4 separate regions of the Homo sapiens genome follow, and all the other regions are linked to region 2. Evidence: read pairs that join two places in POLR2A ChIA-PET (ENCODE). Cell type or tissue: OCI-LY7. All regions are shown on one strand. Links, peaks and the distances in the headings refer to the core of each region. The heading gives the core; the rest is flanking DNA.

Region 1 (7,752 bases), core at 1,229-5,228, 64 kb before region 2:
ACAAGAAGATGGTCTGAGAATTGGACTTTTATATCTTCAACATCCCACACTCCCATCTGTCCACAGCAAAATGCATAGAAAATATCCCCCTGACTGATGGTTTCTACAGTAAAAAAAGTGACATTGAGGTGAACCACCAGCTTCCCCTACCACCTTAAGTTTCCTGACAGGAGACCTTTCTCTGCTTCAACGCATGGGAAGCATCATGAATGCCTGAAAGGAAAAATATACCTGAGGACAGCCATAGATAAAGGAGGAGAGTGGGACTATTACCCCCAGCCCTAGAAACTCCATCTGAAATTCAGCCAAAAGAGATGCCAAATCAGGGTAGCTATTCAGCAGCAGTACATTGTAGGAGGAATAGTCCACAGGTCCCCTGGGCATGAACCACTAGCCAGCCTTCCCACACAGCTGGGATATCCCTTTTGGCACCTCCCCATTTGGGATGGGCAGTGCTCTGATCATTAACTGGAGCCAAGGAAAACCTAGGCTCAAAGCACAATCTAGTGTTAAAGAGAAAGCAGCAACCAGTGGGGGAAATAAAGAAATTCAGCAGGTAAATTCAAAGAACCTCTAAGCAAACATATCCAATAATAATCAAAACAAGCCAGAGAAAGAAGAGAGAAATAATCACTTAATGCAAAAATACAGATGTATATCCACAATAAACAACAGCAAATAGGGAACTATTACCTCCCTAAATGAACAAAGCAAGGAACCTGTGACTGAGCCTAATAGGATGGTGATACGGAATCTCTGACCAAGAATTCAAAATGACAATTTAAAGGAAACTCAGTATCTCCAAGATAACACATAAAAGCAACTTAGAAATTTATCAGAGAAATTTAACAAAGAGATTGAAATTTAAAGAAAAATTAGACAGAAATCTCATAACTGAAAAATACATTTGCTGAGCTGAACAATTTATTAGAAGTTCTCAACAGCAGAAAGGATCAAGCAGAGCAAAGAATCGGTGAGCTCAAGGACAGGTTATTTGAAAATACAGAGTTAGGGCCAGGCACAGTGGCTCATGCCCGTAATCCCTGCACTTTGGGAGGCTGAAGCTGGTGGATCACTTGAGTCCAGGAGCTTGAGACCAACCTGGGCAACATGGCAAAACTCTATCTTTACAAACACACACATACACACACACACACACACACACACACACACACACACACACACACACACACACATTATACATGTGTGGCTGGTGCCTGTAGTCCCAGCCACTCAGGAGGCTGAGCTGGGAGGATCACTTGAGCCTGGGAGGAAGAGGTAGCAATAAGTCCAGATCACTCCACTGTACTCCAGCCTGGGTAACAGAGTGAGAACCTGTCTCAAAAATAAATAAATAAATAAATAAATAAATAAATAAATAAAAGAAAAGGAAAAGAAAAACAAAATACAGCATCACCTTTGGGAGGCTGAGGTGGGTGGATTGCCTGAGGTCAGGAGTTCGAGGCCAGCCTGGGCAACATGGCAAAACCCAATCTCTACTAAAAATACAAAAAATTAGCCAGGTGTGGTGATGCATGCCTATAGTCCCAGTTACTCAGGAGGCTAAGCCACAGGAATCTCTTGAACCCAGGAGGCGGAGGTTGTGGTGAGCCAAGATTGCACCAGTACACTCCACCCTGGGTTACAGAGTGAGACTCTGTCTCCACCAAAAACAAAACAAAACACAACAACAACAATAACAAAAATATGGAGTCAAGAGAAAAAGGAAAAAAGAATGAAAGGAACAAAAATATAGAGAAAAATTGCCTAAAAAGACAAAAATCAAGAATTATGGATGTTCAAGTGGGAACTGAGCAAAAACAAGGGGTAGAAAACTTATTCAAAGAAATAATAAGAGAAAACTCTCCAAAACATGAGAAAGAAAAATACCTAGGTACAGGAAGGTCAGAGAACACCAAACAGATTCAACCCAAATAAGAGTACTTTAAAGGATATAATAATCAAATTCTCAAGTCAAGGACAAAGAGATACTCCTAAAAGCAACAAGAGAAAAGCAGCAAATGACATATAAAGAAGCTCCAATTCATCTGGCAACAAACTTCTCAACAGAAACCACACAGGCCAGAAGGGAGTAGGATGACATTTTGAAAGTGCTGAAAGAAAGTAACTGCCATCAAAGACTACTGTATCCAGCAAAGCTATCATTCAAACAGGAGGGATAAAGTCTTTCTCAGACGAACAAAAGCAGAGAGAATTCAACACCAAACCCATCCTATAAAAAATGCTAAACGGAATTCTTTTTTTTTTTTCTTTTGAGACAGAGACTCAGTCTGTCACCCAGGTTGGAGTGCAATGGCATGATCTCAGCTCACTGCAACCTCCACCTTCCAGGTTCAAGTAATTCTCCTGCCTCAGCCTCCCAAGTAGCTGAGATTACAGACACGCACCACCATGCCTAGCTAATTTTTGTATTTTAATAGAGACGAGGTTTCACCATGTTGGCCAGGCTGGTCTCAAACTCTTGACCTCAAGTGATCTGACCACCTCAGCCTCCCAAAGTGCTGGGATTACAGGTATGAGCCACCGTGCCACATCGGGAATTCTTCGATAAGAAAAACCACCATCACCACCGCCACCACCATGCAAAAAGAAAACATTTGAGGTATAAAACCCACTGTAAGTACACAGAAAAATCCAGAATGCCCTAATACTTGTAAAGGTGGTGTGAAACCCACTTATAACTCTAGTATAAAGCCTAAAAGACAAATCAAAAACTTTAATAGCTACAGTAATCGTCAAGAGTTAGGCAATATAAAAATATATTAATTGAGACAATATAAAGTCAAAATGTGGTGGGGGGATAAAGTTTGTTTCTATTGTGTTTTCGTGCTCTGTAAGTTTTCATCTCTTTACAACTTGTTACATCTATAAAGATGTTTTTTTTTGTAAGCCTCATGGTGTCCACAGTACAAAAGAACTATGAAAAAGGGCGTCGGATTTGCTCCACCCCCCCCACCCCCACCACACCCACCACCCCCCACCCACCACTCCCCGCGGAGCTCTAGGCCGGCATCTCTCCGCGAGCCGCGGGTCAAGTGCCGGCGGCTAATGGTGCGCGAGGAGCCGCCACCCATTCGGCGTTGGCTCTGGCGTCGGGGTCGTTGTGACAACCGCTCCAGTAGCCGTTTCCGAGGCAGCAGGTGCGGCCGCTTTAGCCCTGAGCGGGCTCTGCGGCTGCCTGCGAGTCTCTGCTGTGCCGACCCTTCTCTTCGCGGACCCCACGCCAAGCAGCGACCCTGAGGCGACAGCCGGAGCGCCCGGCAATGGCGGCCTCGACGGCCTCCCACCGGCCCATCAAGGGGATCTTGAAGAACAAGACCTCTACGACTTCCTCTATGGTGGCGTCGGCCGAACAGCCCCGCAGGAGTGTCGACGAGGAGCTGAGCAAAAAATCCCAGAAGTGGGATGAAATTAACATCTTGGCGACCTATCATCCAGCAGACAAAGGCTATGGTTTAATGAAAATAGATGAACCAAGCCCTCCTTACCATAGTATGATGGGTGATGATGAAGATGCGTGTAGGGACACCGAGACCACTGAAGCCATGGCGCCAGACATCCTAGCCAAGAAATTAGCTGCTGCTGAAGGCTTGGAGCCAAAGTACCGGATTCAGGAACAAGAAAGCAGTGGAGAGGAGGATAGTGACCTCTCACCTGAAGAACGAGAAAAAAAGCGACAATTTGAAATGAGAAGGAAGCTTCACTACAATGAAGGACTCAATATCAAACTAGCCAGACAATTAATTTCAAAAGACCTACATGATGATGATGAAGATGAAGAAATGTTAGAGACTGCAGATGGAGAAAGCATGAATACGGAAGAATCAAATCAAGGATCTACTCCAAGTGACCAACAGCAAAACAAATTACGAAGTTCATAGAAGAGATTTGTTCAACACTGCAATTGTTTGTTAGATATAAACCCTGTGACTATAATACATTGCTTCTTGTTCTCCACAATTCATGACTTAAGTACCAAAATGCATACCAGTTATTATATATTGCCAAGAATTAAATGATAAACTTAGAGACTAATTAGACTGAAAATGCCTAATTGATATATATATTCTTATGCCTAGTACTTTACCACAAATACAGTGTAATATCATCAGTCCAAAACTGCATTACTTTCATAAGAACACTGGTTAATTTGTATAAGATATTATAGAGCTTTTTATGCTTTAGAAGTTAAGCAATATCTTTGGGGGGGAACTAATTTATTTTCATCACTCGAAATGTGGTAGCTCTTACAAAGTTTGTTGATTTGTTTTTTTAAAAATCAAAAGCCAGTTGAACAACAGGATATATAGACTTATAAATATTCAAGCTGAATCGTATTTTAACACTTCTCTTCAACTTGATTTGTCTGTTTAATTGAAAAGAATTGTAAGAGTTACTGTTGCATTTTCTGACCTACTACCTTTAAAATTCCTGTTGAGTTTCTTTGTGTTTACAAGGAAAGGACTGAACTTTTTCTCATCAAAACTAGCTTTTTTCCCCACAAATAAATTATCAGGTTAAACTTTCACCAATGTCTGCTCTGTTTTTTGGCAGGGGGTTTGTTTGTTTTTGTTTTTTAATGTTTTTGGTACACTGGGCAGACTTCAGAGCAGTTTTTTAAAAAATAAATATTCTAATGTAGCTATCTCGCCATTCCCTTTAAATACCTGTCTTAACCTCCTGCTTTTATTTCCTACTCCTTTCCACACATACACACACAATCTTTTACCTTTTAAAGGATCATTAAGATTGTCACGACATTAGGAACTCTTTCTGTCACTCTTCTGTCATTTGCTGCTGTGTGGAAATTCTTATTTTGACCATCAATGCCTATGAATTCTTCTAATACATGAAGAAAATAGATTGAGTAGCAGCAGTACTATAGGCAGGAAATACAGTTTAACTGCTGAATTTCTATGCCTCTCGATTTACAGATTGCTAATTAAATTGCTATTATTAGTTTGGCTTAATTAGACTTAAGAAAACAACCGAGGGTTTTTTTTTGTTTTTTGAGGGTTTTCTTTGCATGAGAATTGTATGTAACCAGTGATATGATTATTCCTGAATGTACAGACAGAAGTAAGCCTGGACATTTTTTAATTTAAAAACTTTAAATAGTCCCTGCTTTAAGGGAATATGATAATGTATACTATGACAAATGTACTTTATTCCTCTAACGCAGTAAGAATTATGTGGAATATTTTCCTTAAACGAAGTGCAGGAAAGCCCTGTGTGTCTTGGTTTGGTTATGGTTTCATTTCTAGCCATACAATTGATGAATCGTATACAATTTTCGTTAGTACCAAAATAATCTGTTATATGAACAGACTTCTAAAATAATGTCTGTATAATATATATTTATATATATAAAATAAGGCTTTTATTGAACAGCTTATCTTCCACTTGCAGGTTTATAGAAATATCAGTATTTCAAAATAAATAAAAAGTGGGAGAATTCTTTGCTGTTAGAAGAATGTGGTTATTATTTTGATTTTTTTAAATGAGATATATAATCAAAGTACTGCTGAACTATAAGTGCAGTATTCTAAACATTTCATCTAGTAATACCACTGATTTAGAAACAAAACTGTTTATCTCTGGTTTCTGAATTTAGAATTTTGGGATTACCTGTTTAAATCTGTCTTGGGGGATGTAGAGATTAAGTCTGTACATATGTGTGCACATATATTCATGCAACCTCTGATTTTGGTTTTCTTGTTTCTGAGTTCTTAGAAAGTGTCCACATACTCTTTTTTGTAGAAGTAGCTGTTGTAGAGTGAAGAAAAGGATAAGACTTTAAACAGTTGATTCTTTTTGTGTTTTCTACAAACTATTTTTTGAAATTTAAATCACAAGCAAACTCATTTTCTGGTTTTTAGAAAGTAGATGATTTCAGAGGAGTAAGGCATGCCAAGCAGCATGCTCAGTGGGGTTTTAGGCTGTCACATGCAGCTGAGAAAAGGTATGTTCAAGTCATAAGTCGCTAATTGATAGGGTATGAACTAGTCAAAATATGAACCATTATGATTCAAGTTAGATTTTCCTCTGGAGAGACAGATCTGAATGTTCAGTTCTAGCCAAGGTAGATTTTACTTTCAACTTTTTAATCAGTATCACTTTCTGTGCTTAACTCTCTGGTGTTACCTTGTCCGTTTTCATTGGTCTAAAATTCTGAAGAGATGACTAAAATTTGACATAATGGTATAAATGGATTATTAAGGGTAACTTTCAGTTGAAGAGAAAAGCAAGATGCCATTTTCCCCATGACTTTGATTTTGTTTACATTTTTCCCTTTAAGTTAGTATACACTACGCATACGGTAATAAAATACAATAATATAAAAAAAAGAACTATGAAAGATACACTAAAAATAAAAAGTAACAAATTAAAACATACTACCAGAGAAAATCGCTTAACCACAAAGACAGTAAGAAAGGAAGAAAGGAGTTACAAAACAACCAGAAAACAAGCAACAGAATGTTTGCTTGTAGTACATCCTTACTTAATAACACTAAATGTAAATGAACTCAATTCTCCAATTAAAAGACATGGAGTAGCTGAATGGATAATGAAACAAAACCCAACTACATGCTGCCTACAAGAAACCCACCTCAACTATATAGAAACACATAGACTGAAAGTAAAAGAATGGAAAAAGGTACTCCGTGCCTGCAGAAACCAAAAAAGAATAGGAGTAGCTATGCTTATACAGAATGGATGACAAGTCAAAGTCTGTAAAGAGAGACCACAGAAGGTCACAATATAATGATAAAGGGGTCAATTCAGCAAGAAGATATAATATAAATATTTATGCACCCAACACCAGAGCTTCCAAGTATATGAAGAAAACATTAATAGATCTAAAGGGAGACATAGACTGCAGTACAATAGTAGTAAGGGATTTCAATACCCACCTCTCAGTAATTGACAGATCATTCAGACAGAAAATCACAAAGAAACATTGAACTTGAACTACACATTAGACCAAACAGGTCTAACTGACATTTACAGAATATCACCCAACTGCTACAGGATACACATTATTTTCATCAGCACATGGAACATTCACTAGAATAGACAGTACCTTAGGCCACAGAACAAATATTAAAAAATTCAAAAGTAGAAATCATATTAACTATCTTTTCTGACCACAAAGAGTAAAATTAGAAATCAATAATAAGACGAATTTTGGAAACTACATGAACATTGAAATTTAAAATGTGCTTCTAAACAACCAACAGGTCAATTAAAGGTTAACAAAGAAATTTTAAAATTCTTGAAATAAATGAAAATGGAAATACAACATATCAAAATCTATAGATACAGCAAAAATGGTGCTAAGAGGAAAGCTTATAGCAATAATCTCCTACCTCAAAAAAGTAGGAAGACTTTTAAAATACAACCTAACAATGTGACTGTAGGAACTAAAAAACAAGAACAAACCAAACCCAAAATTAGACAGAAATAATAAAGATTAGAGCAGAAATACATAAAATCAAGACAAAAAATACAGATCAACTTTAAAATGAAAAGATGTTTTTTTGAAAAGATAAACAGAAATTGAGAAACCTTCAACTAGATTAAGAAAAATGGAAGACCAAAATAAATAAAATCAGAAACAAAAAAGGAGAGATAATAACTGAAATCACAGAAATACAAAGAACCATTAGAGACTATTATGAACAACTATATGCCAGCAAATTGGAAAAACCTAGAACAAATCTACATTCT
Region 2 (7,752 bases), core at 2,563-6,562:
GACAACTACCTCAAAGGGTGATTGTCATGATTAAATTTAAAAGCGTATTTAAAGTGCTTAGGGCAGTGTCTGACTTACTGTACATGCTCAAATAATATTAATGATGATGATTGGCCCTGTTATGAATTCCAAGCACAAAGCCAGGGGCACATGGTGAGCATCCCATAAAGATGGCATGGATCCGTTGATTTGAGAAGGAATCAGGACACTTGATTCTAGTCCTGTCTCACTAACCATGGTGGGAACACAGTCACTTTGCTTCTCTGTGCTTCCATTTTGCTCCTCTATGAAATGGGGATACACTGTCCCTCTGACACAGAGCACCAATGTTTGAAAATGCCTAGAAAAGTATGAAGCAGCATAGAAATATAAGGTGAGATTTCTTTCTATTACTCTCACATCTGTGATAAAGCCAACTGTCTTCCGCCAAGCTAAGAAAGTTCTGCCATAGCTAAGAATTCTTGCTCTAATTTGCCTTCACCACCTAGGTCTGAATGTTTCAGCCCCTTCCTCCATTGACTGGTGACCCTTACAGCAAAGGTACAGGTCCACAAGTTCAAGAACGTATCTATATATATGCAGAATTTCTAAGCATATTATCCCTTCACTCTTTTTGTTTCTCAGGCACATCAGAAATTATCCAAATAATTGGAATCATGAAATGGGTGATAAAGATAGAAATGGCTTTGCAGACTGTAAGCTGCTTAGGATCAGGGACTGGGACTCTCTTGTTCCTCACAATGCCCCAGCTCCCCACAGGGCCCTTTGGCACATAGGAGACAACCAGTAACCTTGTGGTGGATGAGTGACTATGGCAGAAATCAAGACTGTCCACCCCACAGCCATTCCCAGTTTCACCCATGCTAACAGATCCTAGTCAATATGCATAGCCTAGAGAATGAATAATGATTGATTAATATAAGTCATCTAAGCAGTTGCATTTCCCTTTGCCAAGGTCTGGGTATGTGACCCAGTTTGGACAATCAAACACAGGAAAGTCTTTTAGTAATGTCCCTTTTTGATAAAGCATCATATTAGAAGAAAAGCCCCATTTGCCACCTGCTTCCTTTCTTCCTACTTGGCTTTTCTTTTCTTTTTTTTTTTTTTTTTTTGAGAAAGGATCTTGCTCTGTTGCCCAGGCTGGAGTGCAGTGGTGCAATCAGCTCAATACAGCCTCAAAATCCTGGGCTCAAGGAATCCTTCTGCCTTAGCCTCCTGAGTAGCTAAGTGAGCAGGTACATGCCACCATCCACAGCTAATTTTTTAAAAAAATTTTTGTAGAGATGGGGTCTTGCTGTGTTGCCAGGGCTTTCTTTCTACTTGGGATGCTTTTGTGGGAGGACATATCAGAGCTGTGGCAGCCATCCTGTGACCAGGAGAGAAGTGCCAATGAAGACACAGAGACCTGACTAACACCTCATTCTTGTGAAGCTGCTGAACCCAATCCTACAACACTCCTAAGTCCCAACTCTAGTTATGTGAAATGATTCAAAGTCTTTGCTAATTAAATCATTATTTTTTCGTATTCTCTTACTTGCAAAAGAATACAGTCTTACTGAGACAATGAATGACTGCTTGTTCCCTACAGAAGATCTCCCATTATATCTAAGTACAAAAGAAAATATAGTTGCCTTTTTACCAAGTTCCTTATTGTGCAACAAAGATTACCACTTAACCAATCTCCCACTTTTCTCTTACAATCTTGGTGTCAAGACATCTTTCTAGTGTCTTCTGAAGAGATTCATAGTGCCACCCCGACCCTAAGGACATTCCTTCTCTGATTATCTTTTGTCTTATTATCACTTTCCATAGACTAAATATTATATCTTGGTTTGTAACTACTTTAGGGGGCCTCTTCCAGAGTAATTGGTCATTATCTTTATGCCTCAGATCTTCTTGAGCGATATTGATGATTTCCATATGCAAAATCACATGGGGTTAGTAGAGCCACACAAACTTAGGCCAAGCTTTGTTCTGATTAATTAGAAACATTATTTTCTGGTGCAAAGCTACCCCCTCTCTAGGGCTGAAGTTTGCAAACATTGCTGTATATTCAAATCACCTGAAGTGCTTTAAAAACTGATGCCCATGTCTCCTCGTTGTGAATCAAATCAGGACCTCAGATGGGAGCCAGGCATCAGTATTTTTAAAAATGTTTTAATTATTTATTTATTTTATTATTTTACTTTTTGAGATGGAGTTTCGCTCTTGTCACCCAGGCTGGAGTGCAATGGCGTGATCCTGGCTCACTGCAACCTCCACATCCCAGCTTCAAGTGATTTTCCTGCCTCAGCCTCCCGAGTACCTGGGATTGCAGGCGCCTACCACCATGCATAGCTAATTTTTGTATTTTTAGTAGAGGTGGGGTTTCACCATGTTGGCCAGGCTGGTCTCGAATTCCTGACCTCAGGTGATCCACCCTCCTCGGCCTCCCAAAGTGCTGGGATTACAGGCGTGGGCCACAGCATCTTGCCTAAATTTATTTTTAATTGACAATAATTGTGTATATTTATGGGGTACAAGGTGATGTTTTGATCTATGGATCAGGCATCAGTATTTTTTAAGTTTCTCCATGTGATTCCAGTGTGCAGCTGAGTTTGAAAATCAATGCTTTAGACCAGGACTTCTCAAACTTTAATGTGCACATGAGTGACCTAGAGATCCTAGATGTTACAAGGTGAATTCTGATTCATAGGATCTATGGTAGGGCCTGGGATTCTGCATTTCTAATATGCTCCCAGGTGATGACAAAACTGCTGGTCTGAATCTCACACTTCGAATAGCAAGGGTCTAGATATAAAATGTAGATCTAGTAGTAGTCTATTCTAACAGCGGATCTGAACAAACTAAATTCCATTTGGGTTCAACTGCAAAGTCACAGGAAAAGTGATCACTGCAATAAAGTCAAGAGCAGGGGCTGTGAGTGAGAGAACTGAGAGGATGGTTGTTTTTGATCTCTAGTTTATAGACTTAGGTTGACCAACCATCCAAGAGAAGCCATCTTTGCAAAATTATAACGATGAGAGAAATCTGACACAGTCGACCCCATTTTGCATAACTGACATATTTTGACCCCATAGTTTCCACAATCCCTTATTGCTCAGGAGTCATATGGCCAGAGATCACAAGGTTTGCGACTTCCCCAGTTGCTCATCTAGGTAACATCACTACTGTAGAAACTAAGATTGGTTTTTTGAAATATTTTTTCAACAGATCCCACCCGGCCTTGTGACTCATGATTCACCCGGTCCTGTGGCCCCACCCAGAGTTGGACTCAGCACACAAAGAAGTGTTCCACACCCCTATGATTTCATCCCCAATTTATCAGCAGCACCCTTTCCCTAGACCCCTGCTCTCCAAACTGTCCATAAAAACCCTAACCTTCAAGCCTTTGGGGAGATTGATTTGTATAATAACTCTATTTCCCATGTGGCTGGCGTCATGTCCATTAAACTTTTTCTCTACTGCAATGCCGTGTTCTCAATGAACTGGTTTTGTCTGTGCAGATGGCACAGGAAGAACCTATTGGGTGATTACACCAGTTTGCCCAGGACTGAGGGGTTCCTGGCATGTGGGACTTTGAGTTTTAAAACCAAGAAAGCCCAGAGCAAATTGAGACAAGTTGGTCACCATAGTTATGGTGCTGCTAGGAGAGCAGCAGAGCAGCCAAGCTGTGCGCTTTTTGCATTCTGATTCCTCTTCCTGGGGGCAGCAGCCCACTATAAAGCCAGGGGTGTGCTAAGATAGATGGCTTACGGAAAAGGAACGCTGAATTGCATGGCCACACCAACAAGAACTTAATTACATGACTCCAGAAGGGCAATAACAGGGCAGATTCTGTGAAAACTCCAGAATCTTAGCCACAGAGACAAGTCTAGAAAACACAGTTTAGTGCTTTGCTCTAGCACTGGTTAACTGTGGGACCTGGGCAACTCATGCCCCCTTTCTGAGCCTCAGTTTCCTTGGCTGAAAATGGGAGTGAAACTGACAGATGTGTGCGAGTCTTTGCTGTGCTCCCACCCCATTATTTCACATACAGTATGGATAATGCATATAACCGCACAATAGCACCTTTTCAGCACAAGCAGCAAATCCACCTTCTGTTTTGCGAGCAGCCATTTCCAGTGCTCCCCAAACTCCCTCTGGATAGCATTAGCATTCATCTTATTCGGGAACACTTCCCTTCACTGTCCTTTGATGCTCAGAGAGCTGAGAACTCACAGTGCTTTTTTTTTTTAAGGCTGTAACATATTTACAAATCTAAATGAAGCTCTATTTCCAGACCCAGTCTTTCGGTTTTGAGTGGCTTCCTCCTTCTGCTCTCACCTCCACCCAGGGAGCCCACTTCTCAACTTCCTGTTTTCTTTAGAGAGACAAAGAGTCTCCCCAGCCACCCATTGCTGGATTCCTGTTAACCTTTCATTAAGCCTGCTGACAGCTGGCTTTAGCTCTTCATGAGTTAGTTCAACACATTCCCATTTAAATGTGTCCCACCTGGCTTCATTAAGTTTCCTGCCAGGTTCTCCCTTTACAGCTTCCTCTGCAAATGCAAATCAGATTCTGAGTAAATAATATGGGGACAAGGGAAGATTGAGCTATAATGGGGTTGTAACTGGAAAGCCATTGATATACTCAGGTTGCTGTGGATCAGAGGACACTGAAATCCATTTGAGTCCAATGCAGGTCAGTGTTACAGAGCCATATGCATGAAGTCTGGAATTGGAGCCCTCACTGTGAAGTACAGGGTAGTGGTTAGAGTGTGGAGTCCTTCAAGCCTGGTTCAAAACCTGGCTCTGCTACAGGAGATTGGACGACGTGACCTTGAGCAAGTTCCTTCACCTGCCTGTGCTTCTGTTTTCTTAGCTCCAAAGCCAAAATAATATACCCGCTTTATTGAGCTGCTGTCAGGAGTCAATGAGATAATTGCCTTGAAACAGTTAATAGAGTACCCAGAATATAATAGGTGCTCATTACAAATTGATAGTATCTCCTGTGTTTAGCCTAGAAAGGCCATGGTGAGGAATTAGGTTGCTTTAAATTGAGCTTGCATGCGGCCCAGGATGGCTTTGAATGTGGCCCAATACAAATTGGTAAACTTTCTTAAACATTATGAGATTTTTTTTGCGATTTTTTTAGCTTATTAGTTATAATTAGTGTTCGCGTATTTTATGTGTGGCCCAAGATAATTCCTTTACTTCCAGTGTGGCCCAGGGAAGCCAAAAGATTGGAAACTCCTGCTTTAAATTGTGAGGTTTGATTGTGGATCCACCATATAATCATTAGCTGTAAGAAGCACATACTGCATCACATTCCTTCCTTATGGAAATGGAAAAACAACATTGATTCCATTCGATTGCATTACCTTTTTGTTTGTTTGTTTGTTTTTTGAGACAGACACAGTCTTAATCCGTTTCCCAGGCTGGAGTGCAATGGTGCGATCTCGGCTCACTGCAACCTCCTCCTCCCAGGTTCAACCGATTTTCCTGCCTCAGCCTCCCGAGTAGCTGGAATTACAGGCACCTGCCACCAAGCTTAGCTAATTTTTGTATTTTGGGTAGAGACAGGGTTTCGCCATGTTGGCCAGGCTGGTCTCAAACTCCTGGCCTCAAGTGATGTGCCACCTCGGCCTCCCAAAGTGCTGGGATTACAGGTGTGAGCCACTGCACCCGGCCTATTCTATTGCATTTCCCATGTGTGTTTTGTCTCATTCAGAAGTGAAGCTCCTTAAAAGAAGCAATTCTCTCTCCTGGGCCCCACATACAATAGATACCAAAAAGTTATTTATAGATGCTAACAATTCATCCTGATTACACAAAGAGGGAATGAGAGGAGCAACTACATCCACAGCCTCCTCTGATCAAGGAGTCTCAGTATAAGAATTATATATTTATTTTAATTCATCTTTTACTAAAATCCACCCTTTATCCCCAGTCTCAAACTGGCTACCTTGTTTTAGCCCACAGCCATGTTTTGCTTGCCCAGGAAATCATTTTAACTAATTTTAAATTTTAATGCCCTTAAGTGGACATACACTCCGATTTATCATGGGCCATGTCATCTCCCTTTGACTCCCTCAACTGTATCAGCTGCCTGGCCTCTAAATTCATCAGAGTTTGCCACCTCTGCCCCAGGCAGAGCTAAGTGTGCTGCTTCTAGGTAGGTCTAGGGGCCAAGGATGAAAAGGGCTGGAAGACAGGAGACAGGAGACCCATACCTGTATTGAAAGAGGGTATCTCTGCCACAGCATGGAGAACAGACAGGAAAAGGAGTAAAGTCAGAGATTATAATTAGGAAGATACTGCAGGAATCCAGCCAGAAAGTGCTATCAGCTTAAAGGAGATGAAGCAGCAGGACCTTTGCCCCTGGTACTGGAAGCTCCTGACCCTCTGTCTGGCCAAGCCCACCACCACACAGCCCTGGTAAAGGGAGATTGTTTTCTTGAACACTTTATCTGTTAGGAATTACTACAGTGCAACATTTCTCAAACTCTAACGCACATCAGAATCATCTGGAGGGTCTGTTAAAACACAGTTTGCTAGACTCTACCCCCAGAGTTTCTGATTCTGGAGGTATGGGGTGAAGGACATGAATCTGCATTTCTATCAAGTACCAGTGACACGGAGGCTGCTGGTCTGAAGTGCATAGTTTGAGAGCCACCGGGCTAGACCAGCATTTTTCAGAACTTGGTTCCATATTAGAACCACTTTGGGACATTTTTCAAAAATTCAGATGCCCAAGTCATACCCTGGACCAATTACAGAAAGAATCTCTTAAAGGGTAGGACTCAGGAATTGGCATTTAAAAAGCTCCCCAGTTGATTATTCAGCTAACATTGAGAACTACTAGGACAGAGGCTCCTGGAGGCCATTACGAGCTCTAAAATACTATGATTGCTCATGTTAGTGTTTCTTAGTCGGTACAAGGAGTTTCAGAAATACATTTGGGAATCGATTGAAAATACCCCTTTGCAAAACAGAAAAGTAATATTCATTGAGTTTAAATGTTCTGTTTAGGAAGTGTCTGTCGTCTTCTTTTTCTAGTCAGACCCAAGCTGGTAGTGACATTGATAATGGCGGTGGTTTTGGAAGGTGGATAGGGAGCATGAGCTAAGTTAGGGTTGGGTGTATCATTACCTCACAAGATACTATAACCTGACTACATACACAAAGCCATCTGGCCCCACTCCATTTTCTAGATGGGGAAATTCAGGCCCTGAACCTGGCTCTAGACCCACTTCCCCAACGTTTCTAAATAAATGTTTGAGTTTAGCACACTAGACAAAGTCACTTTAAGTATCTTAAGCTGACATCAAAGCCAAGTTGACCAAAAAAAAAAAAAAATTTTTTTTTTAAAAAAAGGGCCAGGCACAGTGGCTCACGCCTGTAATCCCAGAACTTTGGGAGGCCAAGGCAGGCAGATCACCTAAGGTCAGGAGCTCGAGACCAGTCTGGCCAACATGGCAAAACCCATCTCTACTAAAAATATAAAAAATTAGCCAGGTGTGGTGGCGGGCGCCTGTAATCCCAGCTGCTTGGGAGGCTGAGGCAGGAGAATCGTTTGAACCCACCAGGCAGAGGTTGCAGTTAGCCAAGATCATGCAATTGCACTCCAGCCTGGGCAACAACAGCAAAACTCCGTCTCGAAAAGACGAGAAAAGAAAAGAGAAGAGAAAAAGAAAAGAAACAGCTGCCAATCTGCTGCTAATTGTTTTCATCATTGGTGCCAATCATTCTGCCCAACTGCAACTGAACA
Region 3 (7,752 bases), core at 2,101-6,100, 78 kb before region 2:
TCCAGGACACAGGGCAAAAACTGGCATTTCACCCCACACACACATATGCAATACAAATGACACTGAAAACTGGGAGAGACATCTAGCCTTGCTGGCAACCAAAATAAATGCAGGCAATAAAGTTTTTACTTCTCAGACTTTGAAACAACCAGCAATACCCACTGCGGACAGAGATGTGGGAAATGGGCACGCACAGATTCTTTGGGGAGTCTAAACTGATAAAACTATTGTGGAAAGTAGTGCAGTCATGGGTATTGACATCCTTAAAAAGGTTCTTGTCCTTTCCCAGTAATTCCCCTTCAAAGTGTTTCCCCTTAGAAATAATCTGGGCTGGGCATGGTGGCTTGTACCTATAATCCCAGCTACTTGGTAGGGTGAGGCAGGAGGTCAGGAGTTCAAGACCAGCTTGGGCAAAATAGCGAGATCATGTCTCTTAAAAAATAATTAACAAATTAGCTGGGCACTGTGGCAGGTGCCTGTAGTCCCGAGCTACTTTGGAGGATGAGGTGGGAGGATCCTCACAAGACATATAGGATGCTTATTATAGCATAATCAAAAACAGAAAACAAACTATATAACAATTATCAATTGGTTTAATAGCTACGGAATATATATGAGATATATATATATGAATACCACTCAGCTAATAGACATGATACTGTAGATATACATTTATTGACATTAAAAAAATGTCAATATGGGCTGGGCATGGTGACTCACGCCTGTAATCTCAGCACTTTGGGAGGCCAAGGTGGGCGGATCACTTGAGCCAAGGAGTTCAAGACCAACCTGGGCAACATGGTGAGACTTCGTCTTTACCAAAAATACAGAAATATAGCCAGGTGTGGTGATGCATGCCTATGGTCCCACCAGCTACTTGGGAGGCTGAGGTGGGAGGATTGCTTAAGCATGGGGGCAGAGGTTGCATGAGCCAATATTGCACCACTGCACTCCAGCTTGGTTGACAGAGTGAGACCCTCTCTCAAAAAAAATAAATAAATAAAAAATCAATACGAATACACGCATTATTTATATGTGTGGGTTTATATGTGTATATGTATATACATGCTTATATATAAAGTGAAAAAGCCTCTAGGCAATTAAAAAAAAAAGCCTGGGTAGTATGGTCTCATTTTGTAAATATCTACATATGAGTAACCCAAGTAAATTCCATAGCCAAATCTTGCCGCAATATGATAACTAAAGAAAAATAATCCATATATTAGAAAAACAGAAAAGGTTTACATCAAAGTAACACAGACCTGAAACTAACAGTGAATTCTTACTTAGACCAAAGGAGATCCAATGTTTCACCCCAAACAATACTTCTTATGCCCTCTTTTGCCCTTTTCTTTCTAATCTCTTACTATCTTACAACCTGATGCTGCACAGAATCCTTCATCTTCCTCTGTTCTTCTCTCTCCACCACCCACAAAAAATCTGACTCATGTTTCTTTCCTCACTCCTGTTTCTATAGAGGCCTCTACTCCTATTTTTTCCCCTCACTCTACTGCAAGGCAGCTACATTCCTCTCCAAAGGCTATTCTGGTCTTCAGTGATCTCCAAACTGATAAACTGGGGAAGGGAAAGGGAGAGAAGAGAGATGGGAAAAGGGAGGGAGGAGGTATAGAGTAACCTCGCCCTCTGGGACAGTTCCCAGATGGCAATATAAAAATATTAGTTATGTCTACTGAATAAAGATTCTTGGAAATAATTCATTTTCATGATCAAATGTGGCTGGCACAAAACTCATAAAGACAGAATAGATTAGAGGTCACCAAGGGCTAGGAGAAAGGAGGAAGGAGTTACTGCTTAATGGGTACAGAGTGTCTGTTTGGGGTGATGAAAAAGTTTTGGAATAGTGGTGATGGTGGGGACTATAGTAAATAATAATGTATTACATATTTCAAAATAGGTAAAAGAGGATTTTAAAAGTTCTCTGCACAAAATGATAAATATTTGAGGTCACAGATAAGCTAATTAGCCTGACTTGCTCACTCCACTATGAATACACTTGTCAGAACATCACATTGTATCCCATAAATATAATTATTATTTGTCAGTCAAAAGAAAAATTAAAAATAGTTTAAAATGTCTGGACACAGAATAAAAAATGTGTTTTAAATCATTAAAATGGCAAATTTTATAAGATATTTATATTTGTGTGTATACACACACACACACATATACATACACACACACATATATATACACCACAATTTTTCTTTTTTTTTTTTTTTTTTTTTTGAGACAGAGTCTGGTTGTGTTGCCCAGGCTAGAGTGCAGTGGTTCAATCTCAGCTCACTGCAACCTCTACCTCCCAAGTTCAAGCAATTCTCCTGCCTCAGCCTCCCGAGTAGCCAGGATTACAGGCATGTGCCACCACGTCCAGCTAATTTTTGTATATTTAGTAGAGACAGGGTTTCACCACGTGGCCAGGCTGGTGTCGAACTCCTGACCTCAAGTGATCTGCCTACCTCAGTCTCCCAAAGTGCTGAGATTACAGGCGTGAGCCACCACACCTGTCCTATTAACCACAATTTTAAAAAGGGAGGTCTGGCACAGACTTTGCTCTTTTGCCTCCTTTGTCCTTTCTTCCTGTCCAGAGTACAGATCATGCCCAAATCACATAAGAACCATCTAGAGACCAAGAGGTAATTAGCAAGAGGATGAAAGCAACATAGTATTCATGATGACAAAGTAGAAAAATAGCCTCGGGGTCCCTGTGGCACTAGCAGCCTCACAGTCCAAGCCGACTTCCCCCAGGTTTTTTATTATGAAAGAAAAATGAAGTCTTCTTTGCTTAAGGTACTTAGCAAATTTTCCATTACTTGCTGCTAAATACACTCCTAATAGATACAGCTCCCTGTTGCCTACTCACAGAAATGCCTAGCAAGGCGTCTAAGACCCTTCCCAGTCTTGCCCCCACCTCCCTTTGCAGATTTCTCTCACCCTTTTTTCTCATAAGAACTCGACTCCAACTTTGCTTTCTCTAAACAGAATGTTCACCACCCTGCTCTGTGTCATCGCTCACGGCAGCTCCCTACTTTGCATGCCCTCCCCCGACCACCTTTGCTTAGCTACTCTTCAGCTCCACCTCTCCCAGAAACACTTTACCTTGCTCCAGCAAGAAGTAAAATGCTCCTTCTTCTGAAATTCAAAGAGCGCTATTTGTATGCCATCTATCACCAGTATCCAATCCATCAGCAAGTCTTTTCAGACCTATTTTCATACTGCATCTCCCCAAAAACCACTTCCAGACATGACTACTCATATTATCTACTGCACACCACTTTTAGCTCTCATATGGATACCCAAAATGGCCCTGATCTGGCCTACGTATTCCATTCTTACCCCTCTCCCTCTGGTCCATTTCTAACACAGGTGCCAGAATAATCTTTTTTAAAATGTTAAGTCAGATCATGTCATTTCCTGCTCAGACCCTCCAGATGGCTTCCCAACGTCCTTGGAATAAAATCCAAATTCCTTTCCGTGAACCACCTGCCCAGCACCTCACAATGTGGTCCATTCTCCCTCTTCAACTCCATTTTTGCTCCTTTCCACCTGTTCACTCTCACTCAGCCATGTTAGCCATCCTCTGTTCCTTGACAGCGCCAGTCTAATTCCAGACTTAAGGCATTTGCACTTGGCATTCCCTCTGCCTGGAATGATCTCCTCCCAAATCTATACATAACTCATTCCCTAACTTTTCTGCTTCAATGTCATCACCCCAGATAGGCCTTCCCAGACCACCTTACCTAAGATAGATGACCCAAACACACTATCTAACCTTCATTATGCTTTGTCTTTGTAGCATTTACCTGACCCTGAGTTTATATATACATGTATTTTTTAAATTTTCTTGTTTATTATGTAACTCCCCTCTGGATCGTCAGCTCTGGCAGAGCAGGGGCTGTGTTCCGTCCATCACTGTGTCTCTAGCACCTGCCACAGTGCCTGGCACATAGTAGGTGTGGCTACTGTAACTCCTTCCTGTTTGTTTACAATCTGAGTACCTGCTTCATTATGGCCACTAGGTGGATATCTACAACTTGAAGTCACATCCAATGTTTCCTCCAGTTCTTCCTCCTTCTCCTGCCTCCTCCATCCTGCCATTCACCCTCTATACCTATTACAAAGCATAGAACATCGAAATATTGGAAAAATGAAAGAGCTTTTCATTTCTGGTTTTATTTTAAGTGTATCAGCAATCTCTTTCTTAATATGTAATCTTACCTAAGCTAACAAAAATTGTCTTCCACCAATATTTAATTACTCTTCCACAAAATGGTAAAAACTCGATATCGCTTCTTTCCATTTATATAAGGTCTTACATTTTAAATAATTTTGATACTAATGACTATATCATTTTATTCTATTTTTCTTTCATTAGAGAAAGTGAAGTTCTATTTTTTATTTTTATTTTATTTTGAGACAGAGTCTCATTCTTGTCACCCAGGCTGGAGTGCAGTGGTGTGATCTTGGCTTACTGCAACCTCTGCCTCCTAGGTTCAAGCGATGCTCCTGCCTCAGCCTCCCAAGTAGCTGGGAGCTCACCACCATGCCCAGCTAATTTTTGTACTTTTAGTAGAGACGGGGTTTCACCATGTTGGCCAGGCTGGTCTTGAACTCCTGACCTCAGATGATCCGCCCCCCTCGGCCTCCCAAAGTGCTGGGATTATAGGCATGAGCCACCGCAACCAACTGAAGTTCTATTTTTCAATTTCATTAGAAAAAGCAAAGCCACTTTGAATCCTTCTTGCAAATAGACATAAATATATTTTTAAATACAAAAGATAGTTTAAAAATCTTAACAAATAATGGTGTACTATTTAAAAGAACAGAATCACTAGCAACCACGAGCCCTTACACACAAATATTTGTTAGCTTCTCTTTCTATTTCTGCTTGGAATCATTCCACTAGCTGACTGCTACTGAAATCTAATTTTCCAAGTTTCTTAAGAATACCCTTTCAATGCCAAGTCTCATTCCAAACAGCAAATCTCATTGACCTACGCCCATGACTGAAGTTCTAATGACTAAAATCCTTCAGCAGCGCTACTATTTCAGATCAAGTTATTAAAACTATAGTTCCCCTCAAATGCACATTGATTAGTGAAAGAAGCCAGCCTGACTGGCAACACACTGTAGGATTCTATACGACAATCTGAAAAAGGCAAAAATATAGAGGGTAGAAAGATCAGTGGTTGAATGTACTATCACTAAATTCTACACTTAAAAATGGTAAAAATGGCAAGTTTTATGTCATGTATACTTTACCATAATTTGTTTGTTTGCTTTTTGAGACAGTCTTGCTCTGTCACCCAGGCTGAAGTGCAGTGTTGTGATATCTGCTAACTGCCACCTCCACCTCCTGGTTCGAGAGATCCTCCCAACTCAGCCTCCTGGGTAGCTGGAACTACAGGCACACACTGCTATGCCCAGCTAATTTTTTGTTTTAGTTTTTGTTTTGTTTTGTTTTGTTTTTTGTTTTTTTTTTTTAGTAGAGATGGGGTTTCACCATTTCGGCCAGTCTGGTCTCAAACTCCTGACCTCAAGTGATCCACTCACCTTGGCCTCTCAAAGTGCAGGGATTACAGGCATGAGCCACTGTTCCTGGCTGGTTTTACCATAATTTGTTGAAGGGCAAAAAAAAAAAAAAAAAAAAAAAAAAGAGCAAGTGTCAGAGGTGCAGGATGAGAGGTGAGGAGGAGTAATAGGTAAATCACAGGGTGGGTTTTAGAGTGGTAAAATTATTTTGTATAATACCATAGCCAAGAAAGCCATGAATGCATAAGCACGTGCATGTGTCAAAATACACGGAGCTGTCAAACACAGAGAGTGAACCCTAATATAAACCGTGGATTTAAGGCCCAGCATGGTGGCTCACACCTGTAATTCCAGCACTTTGGGAGGCCGAGGCAGGCGGATCACTTTGAGCTCAGGAGTTCGAGACCAGCTTGGGCAACATGGTAAAACCCCATCTCTACAAAAAACACAAAAATTAGCTGGGCGTGGTGGCTTGCACCTGTGGTCCCAACTACTTGAGAGGCTAAGGCTGGAGAATAGCTTGAGCTAGGAAGCAGAGGTTGCAGTGAGCCGAGATCAGGCCACTGCACTCCAGCCCGGGTGACAGAGTGAAATCCTGTCTCAAAAATAAATAAATAAATAAATAAACAAACAAACAAACAAACAAACTATGGACTTTAGTTAATAAGAATGTACCAGTATTGGCTCACCAATTGTAAGAAATGTACCATACAAATGTAAGATGTTAATAACAGAGGAATCTGAAGGAAGGCGGGGAGAGTATATGGGAACACTGTACTTTCTGCTCAATTTTCTGTAAACAAAAAACTGCTCTAAAAATAAAGTCTATCAATTAAAAAATAAGAAACAAAACTTAGTTCCTGTTTTGGTCATAAATGTCTAATTAAAGAGAAGTTTTCTTAAAAAAAAAAAAAAGTCCTTCGTGCCAAATTGCCAAATTGTAGATCTAGGTAAATATTACCTTAATTGCATGTTCATATTTCTTCTTTGTGGATGAGTTTTCTATTTAATAAGTACCTCTATCTTTAAACATCAGACAGCTCATTGGAGACAGATATTTATTAAATGCCCATTCTTTGCAAGGCTATGTAGTAGGCATTAATATACTTTTAAATAAATAAAGCAAAATCTTGTATTGCAAATCACGCTTGGGAAGAGGGAAGAGGAAAGAAAGATTTCCATGGGATTTCCCTGGATGGTTTTTTCAGGGTACACAGGTCACCTTGCTCCTGAATCATTCTTCTCAGCAATCTCAAAGGAAACTGGGACTCTCTCTCCTATCTTTTGTACATTTTTATGGATTCCTTGGCTTCTCTCTACAGCAAGAAGATAATTTCCTAGAGCAAACAGCCACATTGATATTCATGGGATAAACGGTTTGTAACGGAACAGCAACACCCCGCTAATGTAAATTTCATACACAGCTTCCAAAAGGTTAAACAATGCCGCTTAGCTCTACTGTGCCCGGAAAGCAAATGACAGCAGGAGGCTCAACCTTGGCACCAACCTTGGCAGGAGGCTCAACCAGGCTGAGTCCTCAAACAGAAATTTCTTTCAGTAACAAGGTCTTGCTCTCTGCTTGGGAGAGATGTTCAGTGCCCTGTAACAGTCTAAGTCCCCTGGAAACTAACAACTCAGACACAAACAAGCCCCATTCAACTTTCTCAACTCAAAAAGGAAAGACCACAGGCAAAGAATGAGGGAAAAGCAAAGACAGAAATATTTTCAAGTTTTCTTTATGAGTACATATTTTTAAACAGCTTTCCCACATATGCTTGCTGAATACCTTTATCCTCTCCACTGTTCCTTTACTCAATGCTCTGACTCCATCCTCTCACATTCAGACAGTATTTATTGAGTGCCTACTGTGTGCCGAGTGCCCTAGGATGTGCTGGAGGTACAACAACGAGGAATTCAGACAACTTCTTTGCATCCCATGGGGCTTATATTCTGGAAGAGGCAGACAATAAACAGGTTAATTTCAGGTTGTGTTACATGATATGGAGAAAAATAAAACTGGGTAATTTTGCAACAAGGAATATAATGGTGGTGGGGCATTGGTGTATATATTTTATAAAAGTGGGTCATGAAAGGCCTCTGTCAAAAGGTGACGTTTAAACTGAGACTTGGAGGATGAGAAGGAGCCAGCCATCTAAAGATGTGTAAAGGCCCCTAGGCAGGGACAAACTTGCATGTTCAGGA
Region 4 (7,752 bases), core at 2,416-6,415, 50 kb before region 2:
GGTATCCCAGCACTGGGTCCTAGAAATAGAAATGAAGGGGTCTGAAATTGCTTAGGATCACAGGTGGTAGATTTGGAAGCCAATGCATGAATGTGAAAGTGTGTGTTTGTGTGTGTGTGTGTGTGTGTGAAAGAGAGAGAGACAGAGAGAGAGAGAGAGAGAGTGTGTGTGTGTGTGTGTGTGTGTCTGTGTTGGGAAAGGTGACTTCATGGTTAAGTCTGAAAAAAAACAAACCAGAAAAATGAAATAGAGGTAAAATGAATCATAGAGAAAGGGATAGGCATGGAAGAGAAGCAAAGACTCAATAAACCTATAATGAGAGTCCCTGAAGAGAAAAAACAATTATCACTTTTAAATATGGAATAGAATTCAAAGCTGTAAGTCTCCTCCCCCACAAAATTTTCCAGATATTAGACCAGACTTGAATCTACAAAGTAAAAAGATTCATTCTGCATATGGAAAAATTGCCAAAGCATAATAAGCTCCATGATATATGTTAGTAAAATAATTATGCTATGAAGGCAAAGAATTCCCCCGACTCTCCTCCAGCCACCATCAGTTGCCACTAAAATCTCAACAGCAGTATATGGAGCAAGAAACAATGCACAGCATTCTCAAGAAACTCAAGACATGCAAAAGGGAGCCCACAATTGTGTATTCAGTTGAACTACCCTTTAACTATCAAGACCATGGAAAAACAATTTTAAACATGCAAGAACTGGGGAATACTATACTCATAAACTCTTCCTGAGCAATCTACAAGAACATGGCTACTCAGAATGTAATGTGTAGCCAGCAGCAGCAGCAGCAGCAGCAAAATCCAAGAGATTGTTCAAAATGCAAAATCTTAGCCGGGTGTGGTGGCTCATGCCTATAATCCCAGCACTTTGGGAGGATGAGACGGGTGGATCACTTGAGGTCAGGAATTTGAGATCGGCCTGGCAAACATGGCAAAACCCAACTCTACTAAAAATACAAAAATTAGCTGGGTGTGGTGGTGCATGCCTGTAGTCCCAGCTACTTGGGAGGCTGAGGCAGAAGAATTGCTTGAACCCAGAAGGCGGAGGTTGCAGTGGGCTGAGATCAAACCACTGCACTCCAGCCTGTGCATTAGAGTGAGACTGTCTCAAAACAAACAAAATAAAAACAAAATGGAAAATCTCAGGTCCTACCTCAGGGCTTCTGAATCAGAATCTTCATATTAACAAGATCCTCAAGGGATTAGTATGCACATAAAAGACAAGCTCTATCAATGAAAAGATCATTGTGCAAACTTTGGCCAAAGAATTAATGGTCTTTTTATCTACATATGAAAATATGTTTAATTATAGGTCTGAGACTAAAACAAAGGAGAAAAGTTTAGAGTTCTGTCAAGGTAGAAATATCACAACTTCAAAATGAAAAAAGAAAAAACAAAAGAGAAGTAAATAATGATTGTCTCATAGGGAATAGGTGGTTGAAAAAAGGCATTAGTATGAAGATTGCTAGTAGCACAAAAATATATATCTTCCAAATTTTAATTGAGAAAATAGACCATATACAAAAATAAACACAGTAAATGTAACAAAAATAATATGAGCTATACGAGACCAAACATATCAGTCCTTAAAAAAGTGAACTCGTCTCTATGCTGTATACAAGAGGCATGCTTAAGTGATTCAAAAAGGCTAAAAGTAAAAAGATGGGTGAAGGTATACCAGGTAAATGTAAACACTAAGAAAGTATAGCTGTGATTCTGATAGCAAACAACCTAAGCTAACACTAGAGTCAAAAGAAGGAAGGCCTTTATTATGTTATAGGACACAATCCACAATTAAGATAGAAGTTATGACTATCTGGAACCCAAATAACACAGCCATCAGTCTCATAGAGCAGAAACTACAAAAGATGCCGTGATAAGTAGATTAATAAACACACTAATAATAAATTTTATCACACAAATCTCAGTCAAAGGAAAACCAAGAGGACAGAAAGCTAAGTGAACATGTAGAAGTTCCAAAAATCATTCATAGATCTGATGAATATAAGGTAAGCTTTATATACTGATAATAGAAAGTATACCTCTTCTTTGGCTACATAGAATAGGGTCACACACAAAAAGTACTATATATTGAATCACACAAACAGAAATCAGTACGTCCCACAGGATAGAACAATGCATATGGTAAGCACAGTGAGATCAAATAAGACATTTATAACAAAAAGTAGAAAAAGTTCTTGCTAGAAATTGTAAAAACTCCTATTCAAAAATGCTTAGGTAAAAAGAAAAATATAAACTAAAATTGCAGAGTTGCTAAAATTTTGGAATTTATGAAACATAAATGAAGCTTTAAAATCAGCAGAACAGGCCAGGTGCAGTAGCTCACACACCTATAATCCCAGCATTTTGGGATGCTGAGGCAGGAAGATCGCTTGAGGCCAGGAGTTTGAGACCAGCCTGGGCAACATTGTGAAACCCTGTGTCTCTACAAAAACAAAAAAACAAAAATCAGTAGAACACGTATAACTTAAATATTAATACCAATAAAAAGTAAAAAGTAAAGATCAATAAAGTAAAAATCAAAATATACTAAAAAACTAATTTTATTCATACTTGTATTATTTATGCAGATTATAAATACAAAGTATAGAGTATAAATAATAAAAGTATAAATAAAAATTATACAAATAAAAAGTAAAGAATAAGGGTCAATAAATACTAACTAATCAACAAAATATATGAATAAAAAGTAAAGAATAAAGGTCAATAAATTAAGTAATATCAACAAAAGTACAACAAAGAAAGCAGAAGGGGAAAAAATCAAAACAAAAGTATAAATGAATAAAGTTGGAAACAGAAAAAAGATGAGAACCAAGAAATCAACATGCTGGTTTACTAAAAATAGCAACAAAATAGGCAAACCACTAGTTTCTCATTCAAAAAAGAAAAAGAGTGAGAAATGAGAGAAAAAAATACCAAGTAAGAAATCAGTGGCCAGATGTGGCTCATGCCTGTAATCCCAGCACTTTGGTAAGCTAAGGTAAGAAAATCACTTCAGCCCGGAAGTTTGAGACCATCCTGGGCAATGTGGCAAAACCCCATCCCTGCAAACGATGCAAAATCAAAGGAAGCAAAATCCTAAGTCTCTATTTTTCTGAGCCTTCAGCCTTAGGAGAGTCTCCTAACTACCACTTACAGTAAAATTTTACCCCCAGTTCTTCCTACATAGAAATCTCAATGATAGCAAAGATTCTGGGTCATTAAAGGGCTATTAAAAGTATTATTCTTTATCTCACGTCCTCCTATATCATACCAATGGAGAAAACATGAACAGCTGAAGGTTCAGAAAAATAGAGATTTAGGATTTTGTAATGAAGTCCCTCATATACTAAGAAAAACATGTCAGTGTGTGCATGCATCATTTTGGACACATACTCATAAAGCAGAGTTGTCCCTTGCTTGCTTTATAGCTCCTGGTAGGGGTCATGGCCCTTTGAGCCTTCTAGTCCAGCATCCCCTCCATCCTGGAAATAATATTTCTCAGATACAAATACCCATCTGAGCAGAGCTAACCTTCTCAGCACTCAATGTCTGGGTCATACTTTCCTAGAACAAAGGAAAACAAAACAAAACAAAAAAGATAATCTAGTATTTTGGTTCCAAATGGAGCAATTTCAAGCCTCATTTCATTTCAGCAACTTCTTAGTTGCACACTAGTAAACAGTGAAGAGAAGAAGATAGCAATGTGTATTTGCTCATTTAACAAGTGGTTCAGGCTGGGCACGGTGGCTCACACCTACAATGCCAGCACTTTGGGAGGCTGAAGCAGGCAGATTGCTTGAGCTCGGAAGCTCGAGACTAGCCTGGGAAACACGGCGAAACCCTGTCTCTACAAAATACACAAAAATTAGCCAGGCATGGTGGCACACGCCTGTGGTCCCAGCTACTTGGGGGGCTGGGGTGGGAAGATCGTTTGAACGCAGGAGGCAGAGGTTGCAGTGAGCTGAGATCATGCCACTGCTCTCCAGTCTGGGTGACAGAGCAAAACACTGGCTGAAAAAATAGAAAAATAAAACAAGTAGTTGAATGTCTCTATGTCAGGCCATACTTCCGGTGCTTAGCTCATGGAACTCATGGGAAAGGTCAGAGTATGTCTATGTCAGAAAGTAATGTGCTCTCTGAAAAGAGGAACATGAGCTGAAAGTACATTTTAGGAAGGGTGGTCAGAGAAGGGCTCTCTGATAGGAAATATTTGGGCAGAAGTCTGAAGGATATGAAGAAACAGCTATTTTAGAAAAGAGAATTATAGGCAGAGATAAACTGTATGTGCAAAGGCCCTGAGGCATGACAATGCTAACAAAGCAGTCTGTAAGAACAGAAGATAGAGTTATACGGACAGTGAAAGTCGGCCTTGATCTGTGTGAGCAAAGCACACTGTGAATGATGAAGAACTGCCCCGAGTCTCTAACACTTCACCCATCATCATAAATCCCTTCACTGCCTAGGCACCCCTTCATTTTTCATCAAAGCTCCAAGGTAATTTATTTTTAGAAAATAGTTACTGGCTATTTGGAAGTAAAATGTTCGTTGTTCCCATTCTACCCAACCCCACTTCATCTTCCAGGTCACACATTAAATCTCTCGTATAAGCATATTACTCCCTGATGTGACACATAAGGACCACAGGCTGACAAAAAAAAGTATCAAATGTTCCTCTTGCCTTTTATTTGGTTTAAACTATCAACAAAATTTGGAATGTACATTCAGCATTAGGATTAACCGGTACATGTAATTTTCTAACCGACTTTGCAGGAAAAGACAGATCCGTGAAACAGAGGTCAAGAGAGGCTCACACACAAATAATTTCTTACCAAGGTGACATTTAAAAGCAGTAGAAAAATGTCAGTTGTCCAACAAATGATGATGGGATAACTGGCCAGACACTGGGGGAGGAAATAAATATGTATCATCCCTATTTATACCAAAATAAATTTCAGTGGATCAGAAGGTTAAAAAAAAATGTAAAAGTCAAAGAAAATATTACAACTAAAAAAAAAAATATTTGGAGTGGGGACAGCTAAAGCAAGATACGTAAACCAAAAGCCTCAAAGGAAAAGATTAATGACTGTGACCACAGAAAAACTTCAAAGCCATAAAACAGTAAAAAGACAATTATGGTAGAAAAAATGCAACATAATACAACAGGTAAATTCCTCAATTCATAAAAAGTTCTGACAAGTTAGTTTCAGAGGACAAGTTCTATCCCATTCCCAGGCAACTTGGGGGTTGTTGTTGTTGTTGTTGTTGTTGTTGTTGTTGTTGTTGTTGTTTGAGACAGGGTCTTACTCTGGTCCCCAGGCTGGCAGGCAGTGGCATAATCATAGTTCACTGCAGCCTCAAACTCTTAGGGTCAGGTGATCTTCCTACCTCAGCCTCCCAAGCAGCTAGGACTAAATGAACCACCACACCCAGCTCATTTCTTGTAAAGACAGGGTTTCTCCTTACCTCAGGTTGGTTTGAACTCTTGGTCTCAAGCATTTTTTTTTTTTTTTTTACCTCAGCCTCCCAAACTGCTGGGATTATAGGCATAAGCCACTGTGCTCAGCCTGGATAGCTTTTAGCAAGAAAAAAATGCAAATGGCTTTTAAATGTATGTGTAGATGCACATTCAAAATTAAGGAAATGTAACTTAAAAGTAGCAATAACATTTTATCCTATTAACAAATAATAAATAATTTGAAAACAAGGTGTTGGTGAGGATATAGGAAACAGGCTTCCCTATGCAATTCTTGGTAGAAATGTAAACTAATTGGTATATTTATGAAGGATAATGTGACTACATCCATATCAATTAAATATTCACATGCCCTTTAACTTAGCAATTATATTTCAAGCAATTTATCCCGATACGTTTTCATACATGTATAAAGAGGATTATCTAAGGCTGCAGTATAATTTTTAATGATAAAAATTTAGAAACAACTTAAACATTCATTGATGAAGAATGAGTTAACTAAAGGACAGCACAGTCATACTTATTGTAATACTGTGTAGCCATTAAAAAGATTCAGGCTGATTTATATGAGCTGATAAGAAAGGACTTCTAAGATATAATGTTAAGTAATAAAAGCAGGACAGAGGCATTATAGATATTATATGTATATACCTATACACACAAGAAAAATAGACTGGCTAGGACTAACCCTGAAAAATATCTGTCATACCTACTGTGGCCCAAGTTCATTGGTTTTATTAGCCCATAATTATATTGCCAATGAGTAGCAAAGTGAGCACTCAAACCCAGATCTGTCAGACTCCGAAGCTCACACTGTTAATCATGATGCTGTATACCCTTTGATGATGCTGAAAGGACAAAGGTAGCAAGAAAACAAATGGTAAGACATTTCCTACTTTCTGCTTCCGAAACAACCAGGTATAAAAATGAACAGATCAGTAATAAAGGAAATAATGGAATTTTACAAAAGAAAGTCATATTCATCTTTAAGTTCTTGAAGGGAAAAGGTTGATACGGCAGAAGAATGTTCAGCTCTGTCTCTCTTTCCCAAGGATAATCCAAAAAGACAAGTGGAATTTGTCAACATTTAGAACACTTTATCTCCGTAAGTGCAAAGCTTACCAGGCTGAAATTCTTACCTTCTGGCCATACATGAAACCTACTGTTACTGGCTTTAACTAAATTCTACCAGGTTTAAAAATTAAATAAATCCTCAGCTTGTTTGAAAGAATTGGTGCCAGATAAACTAGTTATCTATAGCCAGACATGTGAACATCCTTCCTACACACTGCCAACTTATTAAAAAGGAGTAAATTCCCAGATGAGTTCTGAAATTTGCAGCCCTAGAACCTGGTGTAAGAGCCAAGACCCTTGGCCCCCTAAAGGTTCATTGAAAAATCAACTCATTAGCTGGGCACAGTGGCTCATACCTGTAATCCCAGAACTCTGGGAGGCTAAGGCAGGAGGATTACTTGAAACCAGGAGTTTGACACCAGCCTGGGCAACATAGCAAGACCCTATCTCTATTTTTAAAAAATTAGCCAGATGTGGTGGCACACACCTGTAATCTCAGCTACTCAGTAGGCTGAGGCCCGGGGATCACTTTAGCTCAGGATATCAAGGCTGTAGTGAGCCATGATCACACCACTGCACTCCAGCCTGGGGGACAGAGTGAGACCCTGTCTCAAAAAAGAAAAGAGAAGAAAAGAAAAGAAAAATCAACTCACAAAAGGCAGATTAATAGGCGAAAAGGCATTCACATTTATTTAATGTGTATACATGAGAGGCTTCAGAATGAAGATCCAAAGACACAGGAAATTGTCTATGTTTATGCTTAGGTTCAGCAAAATATAAACATCATGTAGAAATATAATTGGACAAAAAGGGTAAGATCTAATGCTAATTAACATAGTGGGGAAATCTAGCAAGTCCTGTCTAGATTCTTCTTGGCCTCTCTGTGCAGTATTCCTTTCTTCTAAGTGTAGGGCAAGATCTTCTCTGGAATAGGGGTCTTATGATGTACAGTCAAACAAAGTAAGTAGGTCAGATAATTTTGATGACCAGTTTTTGCATAGAATATTTTTATGTTCTATGGCTGACTTTGAGGAAAGGAGTTCTGGTCTCTATGACATGCATTGGGGAAGAGGGATTCTTGTTTCCATGACTAACCATGGGGAAGAATAGGACAGAGACATAAGGGCAGGAGAAGCTCAAGGAGAAACTTTTACTTCTGAAGCTGCTTCTGAGGCCTTCATTT

Evidence for each region. ChIA-PET counts read pairs that join two places held together with the same protein. Peaks named below come from ENCODE experiments on the same cell type or tissue, not always from the same donor. Only the 100,000 strongest peaks of a DNase experiment are listed, where the experiment ranks them.
Region 1: POLR2A ChIA-PET joins it to region 2 with 5 read pairs; 2 of 35 experiments call an interaction of 5 or more read pairs at or near these places.
Region 3: POLR2A ChIA-PET joins it to region 2 with 5 read pairs; 2 of 35 experiments call an interaction of 5 or more read pairs at or near these places.
Region 4: POLR2A ChIA-PET joins it to region 2 with 6 read pairs; 2 of 35 experiments call an interaction of 5 or more read pairs at or near these places.

What each region holds. Positions count from the first base shown.
Region 1 is chr5:156,847,279-156,855,030 of GRCh38, forward strand. PPP1R2B (PPP1R2 family member B) reads left to right here and starts at 3,017. Exons shown (of 1, transcript NM_206858.3): 1 at 3,017-5,250. The coding sequence starts at 3,285. The coding sequence ends at 3,902. In OCI-LY7, for the core only: no CTCF peak of the experiment used is centred there; no DNase peak of the experiment used is centred there.
Region 2 is chr5:156,909,877-156,917,628 of GRCh38, forward strand. No RefSeq gene overlaps it. Among named protein-coding and RNA genes, the nearest start is that of TIMD4, 49 kb to the right of the region's middle. RefSeq lists enhancers at 2,732-3,931, 3,932-4,877. In OCI-LY7, for the core only: no CTCF peak of the experiment used is centred there; DNase peaks (open chromatin) are centred at 3,719, 4,345 and 4,745; H3K4me3 peaks cover 1,971 bases; H3K27ac peaks cover 4,000 bases.
Region 3 is chr5:156,832,097-156,839,848 of GRCh38, forward strand. No RefSeq gene overlaps it. Among named protein-coding and RNA genes, the nearest start is that of PPP1R2B, 14 kb to the right of the region's middle. In OCI-LY7, for the core only: a CTCF peak has its summit at 4,046 (motif pointing right); DNase peaks (open chromatin) are centred at 2,755, 3,045 and 3,995; H3K4me3 peaks cover 1,696 bases; H3K27ac peaks cover 2,152 bases.
Region 4 is chr5:156,860,226-156,867,977 of GRCh38, forward strand. No RefSeq gene overlaps it. Among named protein-coding and RNA genes, the nearest start is that of PPP1R2B, 14 kb to the left of the region's middle. In OCI-LY7, for the core only: no CTCF peak of the experiment used is centred there; a DNase peak (open chromatin) is centred at 4,136.